Linked DNA regions of Mus musculus: region 1 is linked to region 2. The links are chromatin loops, found by intact Hi-C in ENCODE. Cell type or tissue: heart. All regions are shown on one strand. Links, peaks and the distances in the headings refer to the core of each region. The heading gives the core; the rest is flanking DNA.

Evidence for each region. Hi-C counts contacts between places; a loop is a spot of excess contacts. Peaks named below come from ENCODE experiments on the same cell type or tissue, not always from the same donor. Only the 100,000 strongest peaks of a DNase experiment are listed, where the experiment ranks them.
Region 1: a loop joins it to region 2, with 6 times the contacts of the local background. A loop is called at or near these places in 3 of 42 quality-filtered maps.

The regions. Positions count from the first base shown.
Region 1 is chr16:16,146,882-16,155,221 of GRCm38, reverse strand. No RefSeq gene overlaps it. Among named protein-coding and RNA genes, the nearest start is that of Spidr, 4.2 kb to the right of the region's middle. In heart, for the core only: CTCF peaks have their summits at 4,325 (motif pointing right) and 5,680 (motif pointing right); no DNase peak of the experiment used is centred there; H3K4me3 peaks cover 227 bases; H3K27ac peaks cover 180 bases.
Region 2 is chr16:15,633,934-15,642,216 of GRCm38, reverse strand. It overlaps Mcm4 (minichromosome maintenance complex component 4), which reads left to right and starts at 4,817. Exons shown (of 16, transcript NM_008565.3): 1 at 4,817-5,106; 2 at 5,435-5,596; 3 at 5,868-6,031; 4 at 6,123-6,224; 5 at 6,892-6,987; 6 at 7,073-7,168; 7 at 7,640-7,778. The coding sequence starts at 5,037. Prkdc (protein kinase, DNA activated, catalytic polypeptide) reads right to left here and starts at 4,351. Exons shown (of 86, transcript NM_011159.2): 1 at 4,175-4,351. The coding sequence starts at 4,328. In heart, for the core only: no CTCF peak of the experiment used is centred there; DNase peaks (open chromatin) are centred at 4,416 and 4,726; H3K4me3 peaks cover 2,906 bases; H3K27ac peaks cover 1,881 bases.

The DNA of each region.
Region 1 (8,340 bases), core at 107-8,106, 510 kb before region 2:
ATGGTACATTTACACAATGGAGTACTACTCAGCTGTTAAAATGAATTTGTATTATACATTGGCAAACTGAGAATTAACATGTAATATAGTTAGTAAATATAACAGCATCATTTTGGGGTCAGTAGAATTAAGTCCCTGTTGTCTCCCCAAGGTTCCTTGATGTCTGCTTCCTCTTCCTCTTGGAACATCTCCTCTTGATGGGTTTGTTGTCTCCATTCAGACACTTTATTTGTGTGGGGGTGTGTGTGTCTCTGGAATGCTGTCCTAGTCAGATGCGTCAGAGTAGGAGCCATCTGGGACTTCATTCATTTTCTGGGAAGACACAAGCATAACTTCTCCTAATGTTAGAATACTGGACCATTTCCATGGATTAGTTTCTAGATCTTTCCTCTTAAAATATATTTTAGGCTGTGTCTCCTTTAGGGTAAAATGCTGTTGGGCAACCAAAAAATTTATCTTTTAAAGTGGAAAAAATAAAGTTAGAATTGCTAAATGTAACATAGTATGTGGGGATTTAAGTGGGGGTATATAACCACCTCCCTTTTAAAATTGGCCACTTAAGGATTTCATGGAGTTGTTCCACAATAGCTTGACCCTGTGGATTCTAAAGGATTCCAGTAACATGATTAATTTCTATAAATTGCAAAATTCTGTAAAGGAATTATGAAAGGAAAAGATGCCAGTGAATTATTAATGGCATCTGATCTTGTTCCACCCCTGTGAGCAGAAGAAATAATCATATTAGAAATTGTTACATGAACATATCTCAAATATTCAAATTCTGAGATATGAGTAATATCTGTTGAATGGCATTATCATTTAAAACCTGAGCATTAATTCTGTAAGTAGATGGTAGTGGTGTGAGAGAATAATAAGAAAGTGAAGAAGGTCATGAGACTTTTGATAGGCCCACAAAGAAAGCATTAGTAAATGTTAATGATCCTGGGAAATAAGAATAAACATGAAAATGAGTTATGAAAAAATATTGAACTCCTGGTTATATAAACAGCTGAAGGGAGAGAAATGACTGTGAGATAATGTGAACAGGGAGTTGGGTTAGGTCTCGAAGTTTCTAAAAGTGAAACAGTTTGAGCACAGTATACAGATTCAGTTAAAATATTCAAAGAACGAGAAACATCTAACAAAAGCTGAGTGATTACAGTGAGGTCAGTATTGAGCTGTATAACAAGGAGTGGGTACAAATTTCTGTCTGTCTGTCTGTCTGCCAGCCTGCCTGCCTGTATCTCATGGGGAGAACATAGAATTTGTATACAAAGTATAAGCTCCTTGTCCTTTTGAAGAGCCATCTATAAAAGCATTAAGAACAATATCTATAGAATTTTTAGATGTAGTTTTAGGTAATATATGTGGGGTATTGTCAAAAAGTATTAAAAGGAGATCTTTAGGATAATTTATACATCTTGAGTACTATGTTAATGCTACCTACCAATTATTACTGGTGTAGAAAAATAATAAGTCTGCAATTATTTAACATTAATAGCACAATGATTTCTGCAGCTCTTTAGCAGTAAGCTAAGACATTATTATATTATAAATCTATAATATTATAAATCTATAATTTCTTATAAATAGTTACATATTGTAAAGAATTATGACATGCATACATGTTTATAATATCATCACCTTGTTGGTATATAATTTCAGTAGGTGATGAGGAGGAAGAAAGGATAAGTAATTAATAATAAAATAAGGTATTAATTTTATGAGCTACCACTTCAGCAGCAGAATTATTTAATAAACTAAAACTCTATGCTTTGAGTGTTATGTTTCTTATGGTATTTAATCAAGAGTCTCCAGAAAGAAATGAAAGATCAGAGTTAAATCTTTAGTAGTAATAGGCAGATAAAGATGTACATAATTGACATAGTTCAAATATTTTTGGTAAATAATTGAAGGTTCATTGTTTGGGAAATTCTAAGTGGAGATGATGATGGCATATTTGTTGTTTAGTAATAGTGTATCCTGAATAGTGTAACTTATAATTATAAGTTAAATGCTTTGTACTTTATCCAGAGCTATGTTCAAATTTTCCTTTTTCTGTTTGTTTACTATAAAAATTAAACAGTCATTTAAGTCATCATTAAGATTAGATGAGCTGGAGAGTATAATGCCATCCACATAATGAATAATGAGTACTTTCAGAAATTTATTCAGTACTGGCTAAAATGCTTTATGTACATTATATTGGCATAGATAGAAGCTATTTTTCATCTTTTGTGGGAAAACCTTCCATTGATATCAAGTCATTGGGTGTTGATTGTTTAAAGTAGAAACATAAAATGAAAATTGTTTCTTACCATTAGGATGTAAGGGAATAGAGAAAAGGCAGTCTTTTTTTTTTTTTTTTTTCGAGACAGGGTTTCTCTGTGTAGCCCTGGCTGTCCTGGAACTCACTTTGTAGACCAGGCTGGCCTCGAACTCAGAAATCCACCTGCCTCTGCCTCCCCAAGTGCTGGGATTAAAGGCGTGCGCCACCACCGCCCGGCTAAAAGGCAGTCTTTTAAGTCAAATATAATAGTGCATTGTCCTTTAGGAATCAGTAGGAACAGGAAGCTCTCCTAGGTCACCTTTTCTTTTCCCTTTCTTAACCAAATATTTAGTATGTGCATGTGTGTAATGTATGTACATGCATATATGGTTAAATGTATTTAGGTACACTTTCCGTGTGTGTCTCTATGTGTGCACATATGCATATGAATGGAGGGCCAAAGCTGACTTCCGAAGTCATTATTATTCACTCTCCAACTTTTTCATTAAGGCAGGGTCTCTCATTTGTAGCCAGACCTTGTGAAAATGGCTAATTTAGCTAGCTGCCCTATGTCAGCTTCCTCTATATCTATGTTCTGAGTGATGAAATTACAGATGGCCACAAAGCCCACCTGGAATCCACAGGAGTTCCAGGGATCCAACATCTTTACCCTCATGCTTGTGCAGCAAGCATTTTTTTACCCACAGAATGCTATATTCAAGCGTGAAAATATTTTTGAGATAAATAAAGCCCATTGTTATTTTGAAGAGGTTTTGGGAATCCAACATGAGGACTGACTCTTTTTGATGAGGACTCAACCACTTCTTTTGCTTTTTCTGTCCAAATGTATTGTTTCTACCTCAGAAAGGCATCTGAATAAAATCTATTTGTCAATATTTCCCCAGGGAATGTGCATCTCCTTTGCATGAATTTTAGTAAGGGTAGTTCTTTGACACTATCTCTGGGTCACAACAAAGGCAAAGATAACAGGTCCTGGTTACTTGCTTGAGGATTTTAGTCCTTTCCTACCAAAGGTTTGAGTGACTAGAGCAGTTACTGCCTTTTTTCTTGAGAGGCATTCCTTAATAGTTTCTCATTGGTCTGTTTGGGGGAACCAAATTTTATGTTCCCCTGGTGTGTATCAGCCATTTTCAAATCCTTTATCTCTTCACTGGGTTGTGTTTCCTTTTTGTTTCAGTATAAGTTGGGATTATGTTTAGCTGTAGGACAAGTGGTGTTATAGAAATCTGCTAACTTTTGGAGTTGCACAAGTATAATTATAAAGTTATCTCCCTGGTGTTCCCTGGGGTGCATCACTAACATTCTCTGCCGTCCCCCATGGTGTTGTGTATTACCACCACTCTGGTGCCCACTGTGGTGGTTTTTGGCCATTTTCTGGTATTCCCCTATTACCACCACTTTATGGCATCCATCTATAGTATATTGCTACCACTCTCTAGCCCCCCCCCCATAATATATTACCACTAATTTCTGGAATTCCTCTATAGCATACTACCCTCATTCTCTGATGTCTCTCTCTAGTGTATTATCACCATTCTCTGGTGTCCCCACCATATAGTATATTCCCACCAATCTCTGGTATTCCCTATAGTATGTTACCACTGCTCTCTGGTGTTTCCTTATATGCACTCTCTGGTGTCCCCCTGTAGTACATTACTACCATTCTCTGCTGGGATTCTGTCTGGCTTTTACTTGTGCAGTGTGATATTACTAACATTCTCTGTATTCATATGTGCATCAGTCCTGTTTCTTTGGAGTCATCTTCTACCTTTTGCTTTTAAAGTCTTTCTGTCTCTTTTACCTATGTCCAGGAGCCTTGAGGGGATGAGTTTGATAAAAGCATTCTATATAGGGTTGAGTGCTCCAAAGTCTCTCACTCTCTGGACATTATCCATTCTCTGTGTTAATTAACATATATGAAGTCAAACTTCTTTGATGAGAGTTCAAGAACTCACATTTTAAATCCTAAGCAGAAAGTAGAAAGAGTGGCTCAAAATGGCATGGGTCTTTAAAGTTTTAAAGTCTGCCCCCAGGGGGCATACCTCTACTAACAAAGCAACATCTCTTAAAACTCCCCAACAGAATGTACCACCAACCAGAGGCCAAGTATTCAAATGCCTTAGACTGTGGTGAATATCTCATTCAGGCCACCACAATGTGCTGTTAAAAATAAAGATTTTTTTTTTGTGTGTGTTTTATTATGACAGTTGTTTATTGTTTTTCTCTGTGTCTGGTTTCTAATTAGAAAAAATAGTCTTAAAAGACATTAAAAGTTTATTTAAAAATTATCTATGTCAATGTGTCTAAGTTTTGTATAACATCTAGATCTTTTTTTTTTTTTTTTTTTTCAAGACAGGTTTTCTCTGTATAGCCCTGGCTGTCCTGGAACTCACTCTGTAGACCAGGCTCGCCATGAATTCAGAAATCCACCTGCCTCTGCCTCTCAAGTGCTGGGATTAAAGGCATGCGCCACCACTGCCCGGCAACATCTAGATTTTAAAGCACAATTTATGCTTCAATACTTTTTAAACTGACATTCAACAACCATAATTAGAGACTAAAGCCAGTGAGGGTACAATCACTCAAAGGACAGCCAATATTTTCACCCTTGTTTTTAGGCTTAGTTCTAGGGAATGATGGAACAGCTCTCAAAGCATTCTACAGCTTAGATGAGATACTTATCTTCTTGACCATATAGACCATGGATACCTCCGAGGCTAAATGTTAGCCAGCATATATTGTGCAAATAGGAAGTGCTGATTCTAGAGTCAGCAGAACCAGGCACTCCAGGTGAGGGGTGTTGCTCCCTTTACTGGTTTTCTATTCCAAATAGCTTATGCAGGGACAAAGCAGCAATGATAAACATACACTTTCTCCAGATGTGCTCACAAGTCTCATGGCCAAATGGAAACTGTATGCATAATGTCCTTAAATGTGATAAGCTAGGGGGAAAACCTCATCTTGCCATGGCATTACTTGGGCAAGTGGAGGGAGGCATTGCTCCCTGAAGAGTATACAAAAATCTAAAGGAGAAGAATTCATAAGGAGGATAATGTAGGAAAGTCTATGTCATATTCAGGCTCCAAGTTCTATGTATGTAAATGCATTCAGATAGATTCATCTAAACTCATCAGTATTGATAACCTTCAATCATGCTTTGGTTTGTTGCATTATTTTTCATCTGATACTGTTGGCACTCAAACGACTAAGCTTTACACTCTCTTCCTTTTAATGCATTTCACCATCATCATTTTTCTTGAAGTTGTTCTTTTCTATCTCACTAAATTGTGTTGAAAAAAGATTTAATTTATTTTTATTTTATATTTATGGTTGTTTTTCCTGCTTCTATGTCTGTGTACCAACCATATGCATTCATTGTTCACAGAGTCCAGAAGAGGGCAGTGGATCACATGGAACTGAAATTGAAGTTATTGGCAACCAAACCTGGGTCTTCTGCAAGAGCAACAATTGCTCTTAACCTCTAAGTCATCTCTCTAGCCCCATTTGCCATATTCTTAATATATAGCTATCAGCATTAAAAAAAAAAACACACACACACACACACACAACCATAGCCCTGAGAACAAACTATAAAGAATGACTATCCTGAAATGCACACAGCCATGGCTTTCATGGATCTCTCCTTGATTGGATTATCAATTTACATAATCATCTTATTCTTGCTTAAGCCTAGCATTTCAATCTTGTAAAATTTGTGTCACCTAGGACATGCAACCATTTCAAACTAAACTCTCTGTGGTGCAGGATTCCAACTATTTCCTTCTATAGAAAATACATAGTCTCTTTCCCAATCAACAGATAAGGTTGGGAGTTTTGTGGTCCTTTTTAGGTAGGTCTGCGCCTCTCAGCCTGGAATTGGCTGTAGAGGATTCATTGATCATAATTGTGCTTGCCAAAAAGACATTTGGGATCCCAGCTCTCAGGAAGGAATTATGGCAGGAGAGAACAGACTAGAGAAAATTATATCAATATTAATATATAAAAGAAATCAATAAGCAGAGAATGGCAAGAAGCCACCCCCAACCTGGTATTCATTCAACAAATGGAATATATTCATTGAAAGCCCAAACTTGTATGAATATTGTACATAACCCATAAAAAGTGATAGGCCTCTGACCCAGTGTATCTGGAACACACTTGTTTGTTTGTTTGTTTGTAGCTCACTCTCATTCTTGGGAGTGTTTCAAATTTTTACATAGACTATATCTGTATTTCTAATCACAGAGCCATGGTCCAATTCATTGCAGTAGGACACAAGAACCTATATACTTCAGCAGGCATTCCTGGAACACTCCAGTAGACCTCACATCTATATCTATAAAAGTTTGGATAGAAATATTCAGGGAAGGTGAGAGTTATAAGAGGAAGTGACAAGCTAGCATTGTATTAGTGCTGCAGAAGGACTACAAACCAATAGCAAAACCACATATTCTAGAAAGACTAAGAAAACTATTCCAAGAGAAAACTAAACTTGGTGTTTCCTTTCACGTAGCCTAAGACAGCCTTGAATTCACTACTTTTGGGAATTTGGGAAAATTGTAATTCTCTAAAATATCAGCCCATGGGAAAAGAAGGGCAGGATTTTTTTTTTTTTTTGCAACTCGGACTTTAAAAACAAACAAACAACAACAAAACAAATATTATTTTGCCATGTGCGGTAGTGCACAGCAGTAATCTCAGCACTCAGGAGGCAGAGACAGGAAAATCTCTGAGTTGAGGCTAGCCTGGTCTACACTGTAAGTTCTAGGATAGTCAGGGCTAAGTAGTGAGAGACCCTGTCTCAACAAACACAAACAAACAAGCTAACCAGTGGAAGAAACAAACAGAAACCCAAAGCAGACAGAAAACCCCACTGTCTTGTGTTACGTCAGTAAGCCAGTCATTTTGTCCTTTTTTCTCCTATGCTGTAGTCCCCCTTTGCAGAATGGCATATCAAAAACTGCTCCACTTGCAGTAGTATTTTTAATTCATTAAGGGCCTTGTTTCCCACTCTGCCTATCTTTCAGTTAGAGAATAAAGTCACCACCCAGGCTCTAAGCTCCTCTTCTGTACACATCTGTAAATACAACTTTCTGAGAATCCTTTCCATTGTCCACTCCAAGTTTTCAACAATATAGTTTATTTAATATTTTCTTCAATATATATCTTTATAGAATATGCCTCCGCTAATCTAGTTTCTACTTAAGTCCCATGCAAACACATTCTTGACAAGGACTTATTTAGTGTTTTTTTCGACACTAGAAACCCTGTTAATCCAGTTTCCACTCAAGTAGCAGCTCTCTGTCCTGCTGGTTTGAACATACATAGACAACTATGTCCTAGCGCTTTAAAACATCCAAGGAACGGCTTCATCTTCCACATTAAAATGTTCCCTGAACCAGCATCTAGAAATTTAAGAATGTAAGCTCTCTGGCTTTTCCCAGATCTATAGTATGTGAAACCTACTTTATAACAAATCCAACTAGTGTTCCTATAGTTTTTTTTTTTAAATAGGAAATCTTTGCTCTTGATATTTATGAATTTTATATTTAAGAATTCCTCATTAGTTAGAGAAGTACTATTCCTTTTCCTGGCTTACTTATGTTTTATTACTAATTAACAATAATTATTGAATTCTAGTTTACGGCTGCCAAGCCAACGACCACCATATCCCAGAACTCACTTGGCTCACCTCCCACCCTTACTTGTGTTACATCATTTTCCATATAAATAAGGAGAACACCCCCTCCTCGCTCTCTTCTCTTCTCTCTCTGCCACTCCCTTATCTCTCCCTCTCAATAAAACCTCTTCACGTTGAACTGCCTGGGCCTAGTGTGCTTCTTGGTGACCCGCTATTCTAACACATCACTGGTTACTGCTCTAAGGCTTTGCTTAGCTAGGAGAGAGGATGACCTGTAGATCAGCTCTCAGGCTCCCTAAAGAGCGAGAGGAAGAGCCTAGACAGCAGCTCCCTCAGTTTGAGCCCGTGGAACTTGAGACGACGGCTTTCGCAAGGGGCGGGGCGCGGGAAGGGGCGTCTCCGGAGGAAA
Region 2 (8,283 bases), core at 1-8,000:
AGGACAGCCAGGGCTACACAGAGAAACCCTATCTCAAAAAACCAAAAACATAAAAATAAATAAATAAAAATAAGATTTATATTGAAGCCGGGTATGGTGGCGCATGCCTTTAATCCCAGCACTCGGGAGGCAGAGGCAGGCGGATTTCTGAGTTCGAGGCCAGCCTGGTCTACAGAGTGAGTTCCAGGACAGCCAGGGCTACACAGAGAAACGCTGTCTCGAAAAACCAAAAAAAAAAAAAAAAAAAAAAAAGATTTATATTGAGAAAAACGTTATGTATTTTCAATATTGCTGCAAACATCTACATAAGGCTGTTCAATTGGCTGCTGTTTTATATCAAACAACTTTTATAATACTTATTTTTAGTGTTATAATATTTCATAAATTTTAAAGAATATGATAAAAAATGAAAGGTATTGCAGATTTTGAATGGGGGGCTCTCCAGGAGGATTTGGGGTACAAAAGGGAAAGAAGAATGTGATGTAAGTCTATTTACTCAAACTATGTTTTTAAATGTTAACAAATTCAGATAAATTGAAATTATGTATCTTTTCTTATCATAATCCAATAAAACTTAAATCAAAGGAAAAAAAAAACCCAGATATACAGAATCTAATAGAAGAGAAAGTGGGAACGAACCTCAAACATATCAGCACAGGGGGAAAGTTTCTGAACAGAACACCAATGGCTTATGCTCTAAGATCAAGAATCAACAAATGGGACCTCATAAAACTGAAAAGCTTTTGTAAGGCAAAGGACACTATCAATAGAATAAAATGGCAACCAACCGATTGGAAAAAGATCTTTACCAATCCTACATCCAGTCAAGGGCTAATATCCAATATATGCAAAGAAATCAAGAAATTAAGACTCCAGAGAACCAAATAACACTATAAAAAATGGGGTACAGAGCTAAACAAGGAATTCTCAACTTAAGAATCTCGAATGGCTGAGACACACCTAAAGAAATGTTCAACATCCTTAGTCATCAGGGAAATGCAAATCAAAATGACCCTGAGATGCCACCTCACACCAAGCAGAATGGCTAAGGACTCAGCTAGAGCTGCCGCCCTCAGGGGCCTAGACTTGTCTCATCCTCCCCAGGACACTCTTACACTACAACCTACATCTCCACCTTCACCCCCTGACACCCGCCAAACTCTGTCCTATCTTCACCAGCTCTTTCATCCTAACAGCCAAGCACTGTCCTCTTCTAAGACCCACCTACAGCCTACTCCTGAGGACTTACACTTCTTAAAATCTATCACTGCTTCTTGCAAAATCTGTCAGGCGTCTGACTCCAACTGAACGTATCGTAGCACCCCTTTTCCTATCCATCAAGCTAGAGGTTCACTTCCTGGAACTGCCTGGCAACTTGACTTTACCCACATGCCCACTGTCAGACATGCTAAGTACCTCCTGGTCTTAGTAGACACCTTCTCACCTTCTCGGGGTGGGTAGAGGCATTTCCCACAACTAACAAAAGGGCTCAGATAGTCTTTGATCTCCTCCTAGAGATCATCCCCTCCATTTGGTGTCCCAGCCTCTCTTCAATCAGACAATGGTCCCGAACTTACTTCCCAAGTTTCTCAAATACTATCTAAGGCCCTAGACATCCCCTGGCATTTTCATATTCCCTACACCCTCAATCTTCATGTAAAGTAGAAAGAACTAGCCGCTCTTTAAAAACCAGTCTTGTTAAGCTGTCACAAGAACTTCACCTTGATTGGGTAAAACTCCTACTTCTGGCTCTTTGCAGGCTATGAGCTCTCCCCAAGTGACCTCTCCTCATCTTGCCCTTTGAACTCATGTATGGACATCCAGTCCTAACTCCTGGTCTTTCACACAAATGCTCTCCCCTCTCAGACCATCTACTCACCCCATTAATTTGCCACCTCCATTCTCTCCTATGGAACTTTGCTGACCACCATCTACCTTGGCCACACACTGTGTTCTGTCCACTGCCTGTCAGCATTAGAGACCAAGTCCTTCTATCCCCTCCAGATCACTGACCCTCACCCCTCTCCCCCAAATGCCCTTTTAAGGTAATCCTCACGACACCTACAGCTGCTAAACTCCATGGACTCTCTCATTGGGTCCATCTGTCTCATCTCAAACCTTACATTCCTCCACCTAAAAATGACTCTTCTTCATACACATCGACCCTAACAGGACCATGCTCTGTTAAGTTCTGGAGGACGTGAAGACCACCTATTTTGCCCCCAATCCCAGAAAAATGAGACTCCACTCCAGCAGCCAAGCTTGACCTCACTGGATTAGACATGGGTCTCTTGTCCTCCCCCCTGCTGTTCATTTCCATCCAGGGCAGCCCTTACATCTGGCGATTCTAGGTGCAAGGAACCCCCCGCCCCATAACAGTCTTTCCAAATAGGGTCAGGAAACTCCTCCGTAGCCGGATGCTAGGAACCTATCCAAATTGCTGTCATCTGTTATCCCATCTAAATATAATGATTTCTATACTTGCTTTCTCTTTTACCACATAAAAGATTATTGTAGAAAATGGCCAGACAATATGGGGGCTGCCCATATTGGTTTTGTCAAATACATATGCTAGGATCACAGACCAATCATTTCTTCTATCAACACAAGACACTCTTTTTCTGCATACAAGACCCATGGGATTCCAGGTGGGAGACAGGAGTTGTTGGTCGATTCTTTGGCAGCTGGGGTGCTTCAGAACTGATGGGGGCTAGATGTCCTGACAGCTAAATAAGGTGGTCTTTGCCTGTTCCTTCAAGAAAAATGCTGTTTCTACATCAACCAATCCAGGACAGTGAGAAATAAAACCCAGGAGCTACAGTCAGACATAGAGAACTTCAGGGACCGTGAGGCCTCCAGTTCTGGGATTTTTGAAAATCCTATATGGAAGTGGATGCTCCCTTTCATTTTTTGTTTTTGTCTTTTGTTGTTGTTTTGGGTTTTTTGTTTTTATTTTTTGAGACAGGGTTTCTCTGTGTAGCCCTGGCTGTCCTGGAACTCACTTTGTAGACCAGGCTGGCCTTGAACTCAGAAATCCGCCTGCCTCTGCCTCCCGAGTGCTGGGATAAGCACCTTTCCTAGTCATCTTCCTGGTGTTATTTGCTCCCTGCCTCATTAATCTTGTTTCTACATTCCTTCAATGAGAAATACAAAAAATTCCTAACCAAATATTAATCAGCTCCTGTTACAGTATTGCCAGCTGCTGCCCACAGAAGAGCTGCTGTCCACAGAGGAACCTGATGTGAACGTTTACCAAGTCGATCCCGATGGTGAAAACCAGCTACCCCCCAAAATTGACACCCTAGACAACAGGAAGCAGCTTAAGAGACACAACACCCTTGCTCCCTTTTCACCATGGCTTTCCCCTCCCTTTTTCTTTCCTTCTCTTTATTATAACAAGGGAGGTATGTTGGCATCAGGACCTCCCAAACCTATGACATCACATAGGCGACAGCAAGGCCAGCAGACCTGTTGCCAAGACATCAGGCACCATATTCCCAGAATATCCACTTGGCTCACCTCCCACCTTTACCTGTGTTGTCATTTTCCATATAAATAAAGGGAATGTCCCTCCCTCTCTCACTCTCTCTCTCTCTGCGCCTTCTCTTTCTGCCACCCCCTCCAAACCTCTTACACGTGGAACTGTTTTTGGCCCAGTGTGCTGTGTTCAGATTCGAGCCTCTATTTTAACACATCAATTACTAAATGGTTAAAAAGAGCAAGGCACGTGTGGTACCTCACATCTATAACCCCAGTATTTGAAGGCTTGTTCTACATACATAGTAAATTCCAGACTATCTTGGGCTATAGCCCAAGATAGGAAATACCTAACCTAAAAAATAAAAATGTCTACAGAATTGCATGACTTTCATTAATTTTTGCAATTATTCTGAAAACATGGTGCAACGAAAAAAGGATTTTTGTCAAGGTCCTATTGAGTTCAAGCGAGTTTATTCTGGAAGAAAATACTTCCATCTTGCACTCTCATCCAACTTTGGATAAAAATGACTACCAAACTTGGTGGTCATTTTCCAACACCTGTTTTAAAGCATCTTCCTCAGATACTAGGAAGAGAGCAGTATACACATCTACCAATTCCATAAACTTTACGGGACGTTGACTACACGCACCACGGAGAGAAACGCTGAGCCCTGCGTCTAGGGACCTTACCCACCCTGCACTGCAGAGCTAGTGCTCAGCACGCACTCCTGCCCCAGACTACGAATCAGCTGGTAACTGGCCCCGGCAGCACTGCAGCGGTCTGCTGCGGACAGGAACTCCTGCAGCTGCAGTAGCCAACACCGTACGCCGGTTCCCTCCTCCGCCATCACGCCGGCACCGCTTCGCGCATGCGCGTCTCAGCACTCTAGCCAGCTCTTCCCTGAAGGCCCAGCCGGAACTGCTCCCTTATACTCTCGCGGGGGTGGGGGGGTGAAGACGCGCACCGGCCTGCAGATCTGTAGCGTTTAACATGTACACATCGGAATGCAAAGGGACAGAACCAGTCTAACCATGCGGAGATATCACAGATTGGTGTTTGCACTCGGGACAACGCAAATGTAAACACACAAGGGAGTTGTGCCGGCCCCGGGTTTCCCGCCAAAACGCAATCCCGCTGCAGGCTGGCCCATCCAAGGCGAGGGGCGTGCAAGTGAATCTAGGCTGTAATTCCTAGGTAGCGGTCGAGAACTCCCCCTCCGGCTTGCAGTGGCGCCTTCCGGAGGCGGAGCTACACGCCTTTGCCGCTGTGATTGGCCGGAAACCTTTTCTCAGAGTTCACTTACGGCGCTTTCCGGAGGCGGAGCTACGCGCGCTTGCCTCTTTGATTGGCCAGGCGTCTTCGGTCGCTGTGACGACAGAGCGGCTGGCGGGAATCGCTTCACCCTGCGGGCCCAGGAACGTTCTCCTGGGTGGCGCAGAACCCTGACTCGCCGTTTTGTGCGCGTTTGCAACTAACCCGGATCCGAGGTACGAGAGGTCCCGGAGCGGGACAACTGAGAGCCAGATTTCTTTTGTCGCGCAGCAACCACAGCACCATGTCGTCCCCGGCATCCACCCCGAGCCGCCGCAGCAGCCGACGCGGACGAGTCACCCCAACCCAGTCCCGTGAGTTCCCTCCTTCATCTGCCCCCTTTCCGCCTCGTGTCTCTTCCCGCAGCACTGTGGAAAGTCCTGAGTCCTTCGAGCCTGGTGTGTGGTTGACAGGCCTTGAGCATATAGTAGCCTCTGTCACCCACATACTGGGCTCTCGTCTCCAGGCAGTCTGGCGTGGTCAGTTCAGTTGACCCACCTTTTCCTACACCTTGTCCCTCTGTTCCAGTTTGAGGGTTTTGGGGGGGGGGTGTTCTTGTTTAAGTAATATGACTACCCTAAGGCACTTCCTGGAAGACTAAGCTTGAGCGTTGATCGTCTTTTTTGTTTTGTATGACGGAAGTTCGAAGTGAGGAAAGCAGGTCGTCACCCAATCGGAGACGTAGAGGCGAAGATTCTTCCACCGGAGAGCTACTGCCAATGCCCACCTCACCAGGAGCCGACCTGCAGAGCCCACCTGCACAGAATGCCTTGTTTTCCAGCCCTCCTCAGATGCATTCTTTAGGTGGGTCAGCCGTCGGTTTTGCTGGTTTACCAGTTGCTATTATTCTGTGTGTACTGATAGATTCTTCACTGAAACACCTGAGGAGAGAAGCAGAGTTGGTACATTTTAGGACCTAGTGAGCAAAGAAAGCATACTTTATAGTAGAACTACAATTGGGGTATGAAAGATTGCAGTAAAGTATTCTGTTTAAATTGTCAAACAGCATTCCGGAATTGGGATTTGATGTGCTTATGGGGATTTCATGGTAAAGCTAAATATCTTGTCTTTATAGCTATTCCTTTGGACTTTGATGTTAGTTCACCATTGACATATGGCACTCCCAGCTCGCGAGTGGAAGGAACCCCAAGAAGTGGGGTGAGAGGCACACCTGTAAGGCAGAGGCCAGATCTGGGCTCAGCACGAAAGGGTTTGCAGGTGGATCTGCAGTCTGATGGCGTGAGTACAAAGCAGATCTCTGATGGTGTTACCTTGAGAGCATAAAGTAGGTCATCCCATTAACATGTTTCTATCCTCGCTTTCTCAATAGGCAGCAGCAGAAGACATCGTACCAAGTGAACAGTCTCTAGGCCAAAAGCTTGTGATTTGGGGAACAGATGTGAATGTGGCAACATGTAAAGAGAATTTTCAGGTAAGCTTATGTACACTAAAACTCAGTCTGAGACTTCGGGTGAAAGTATAACCTATGTGTGAATAGCCATGGTGCATAATAGCAGGTTGTTAGTGGTCTAGATTTTATTCCAGAAAAGGGATATGCCATGCGGAAAATGGTGATATACTTTTTTTTTCCTTAGTTCTTGGTATTTCAAGATGGTTTTTCTATGTTCCCCTGGCTATCCTGGAGCTGGATCTGTTAACCAGTCTTTCCTGGAGCTCACACACGCATATGCCTTCTGAGTGTGATTAAAAGTGCATGCCACCACGAGCAGCTAGGTAGTAAATGCTTACAGCAAGTCCAAGGCCAGCCTGTGCTTCTTAATGGGATCCCTGTCTCAAACCCAAAACAGAGAAATTATTTTTGTGTACAGATAGCTATATACTCATAAAAAATTTGTCACATATTTATTGCTGGGGGCAGGGGTACCTGCCCTTCACAGCTTTTATTTGGAGGTTTCAGGCCAGTTTGTAGGGGCTGGTTCTTCCCGCTGTGAGGGTTATGGAAATCAACTCAGGTTGTCAGGCTTCCAGCCAAGCATCCTTAGTTACTGACCATCTTGCTGGTCTCATTGTTTTGCATTTTAATAATAGTTACATATTCCTAAGTTCATTAATGCTTAGTATTGTTTCTCTACATCTAGAGATTCCTTCAGTGTTTTACTGATCCTCTGGCCAAAGAAGAAGAAAATGTTGGCATAGATATTACTCAACCTTTGTACATGCAACAACTTGGAGAGGTAATCAAATATGATTTACAAGTGAAAGTTTTGGTTTTTGAGATAATATAATTAGTAAAATACGACTTGTCCATATGTCTTACAGATTAATATTACAGGAGAGCCATTTTTAAATGTGAACTGCGAACACATAAAATCATTTAGCAAAAATCTGTATAGACAGCTCATCTCCTACCCACAGGTGAGAAGTTGACTTTGAGCTTCCAGATCATAGTAAAGGTTCCTGGAAAGGAGAATTTTACATTTGGGTAAAAGGCTGCTTGCTAAGGTTGACTATTTTCTAAAACTGTCAACTGCAGTTAAAATGAATATGTTTTATATTTGCTAACGAGTAGTATTTCTTAAAAATAATGAGTTTTATTAGTGGTTTCTTGGGTATCATGAAGTAAATTATCTTTTTTGGGTTGGGGATGGGGTGTTAATTGGGAGCTGGTGAGGCAGGGTAGTGTTCAGGAGCAGTTTTGTAGTTGAAGAGAACCTTGAACTCCTGATTCTGTGGAGCCCAGAAGAGGGTTTCTGACCCCTGGAGCTAGAGTTAAGGGGTTTACGAGCCACCTGATAAAAGCGCTGAGACCTGAGTCCTATCGTCAGAGCAACAAGTGCTCTCAACTCCTGAGTCACCTCTTCATCTCCTACATCTTTGTTTTTACAGGAGGTTATACCAACCTTTGACATGGCTGTCAATGAGATCTTCTTTGACCGTTATCCTGACTCCATCTTAGAACATCAGATTCAAGTCAGACCTTTTAATGCGTTGAAGACAAAGAGTATGAGAAACTTGAATCCAGAAGGTAATATATTTAGTAGTGTAAAATGCCTTATGTAGAAAGAGATCTCAAGGATTGTGTAGCATTAAATTATAAGTTGAAAAGATTTATTCTGTATACTTTCATGAACTTGGTATGCAGTTTTTTAACTTAACTGGAATACCTGATAGAAATGACTTAACAATTTGTTACTCTGTAATTAATTTATTCAAATATAATAAATTGCTAGTTAGTAGGTATGCACTTTTTTCATCACTGATGAAAAATTCTGAAGACCCGAAAAGTGGCTCAAATATAAAAGCAGTTGCTGAGCAAACCTAGTGTCTGAGCTCTCCTTTAAACCTAAGAAAGAATTCTAGCTTGGGGATAAATCATACATGGGCAGAAGGTAAGCGTCTGTGCCTAAGGGGATAGGCAAAGTCCTGGACCGTTTGAAAAGTGAATGTGGTAGAATTTCTTTTAGATAACAGAAATCAGTGATGAAAGTAGAAAATGCTGTTTGCATCTGTGACTGGCTGAAGCAGGGATT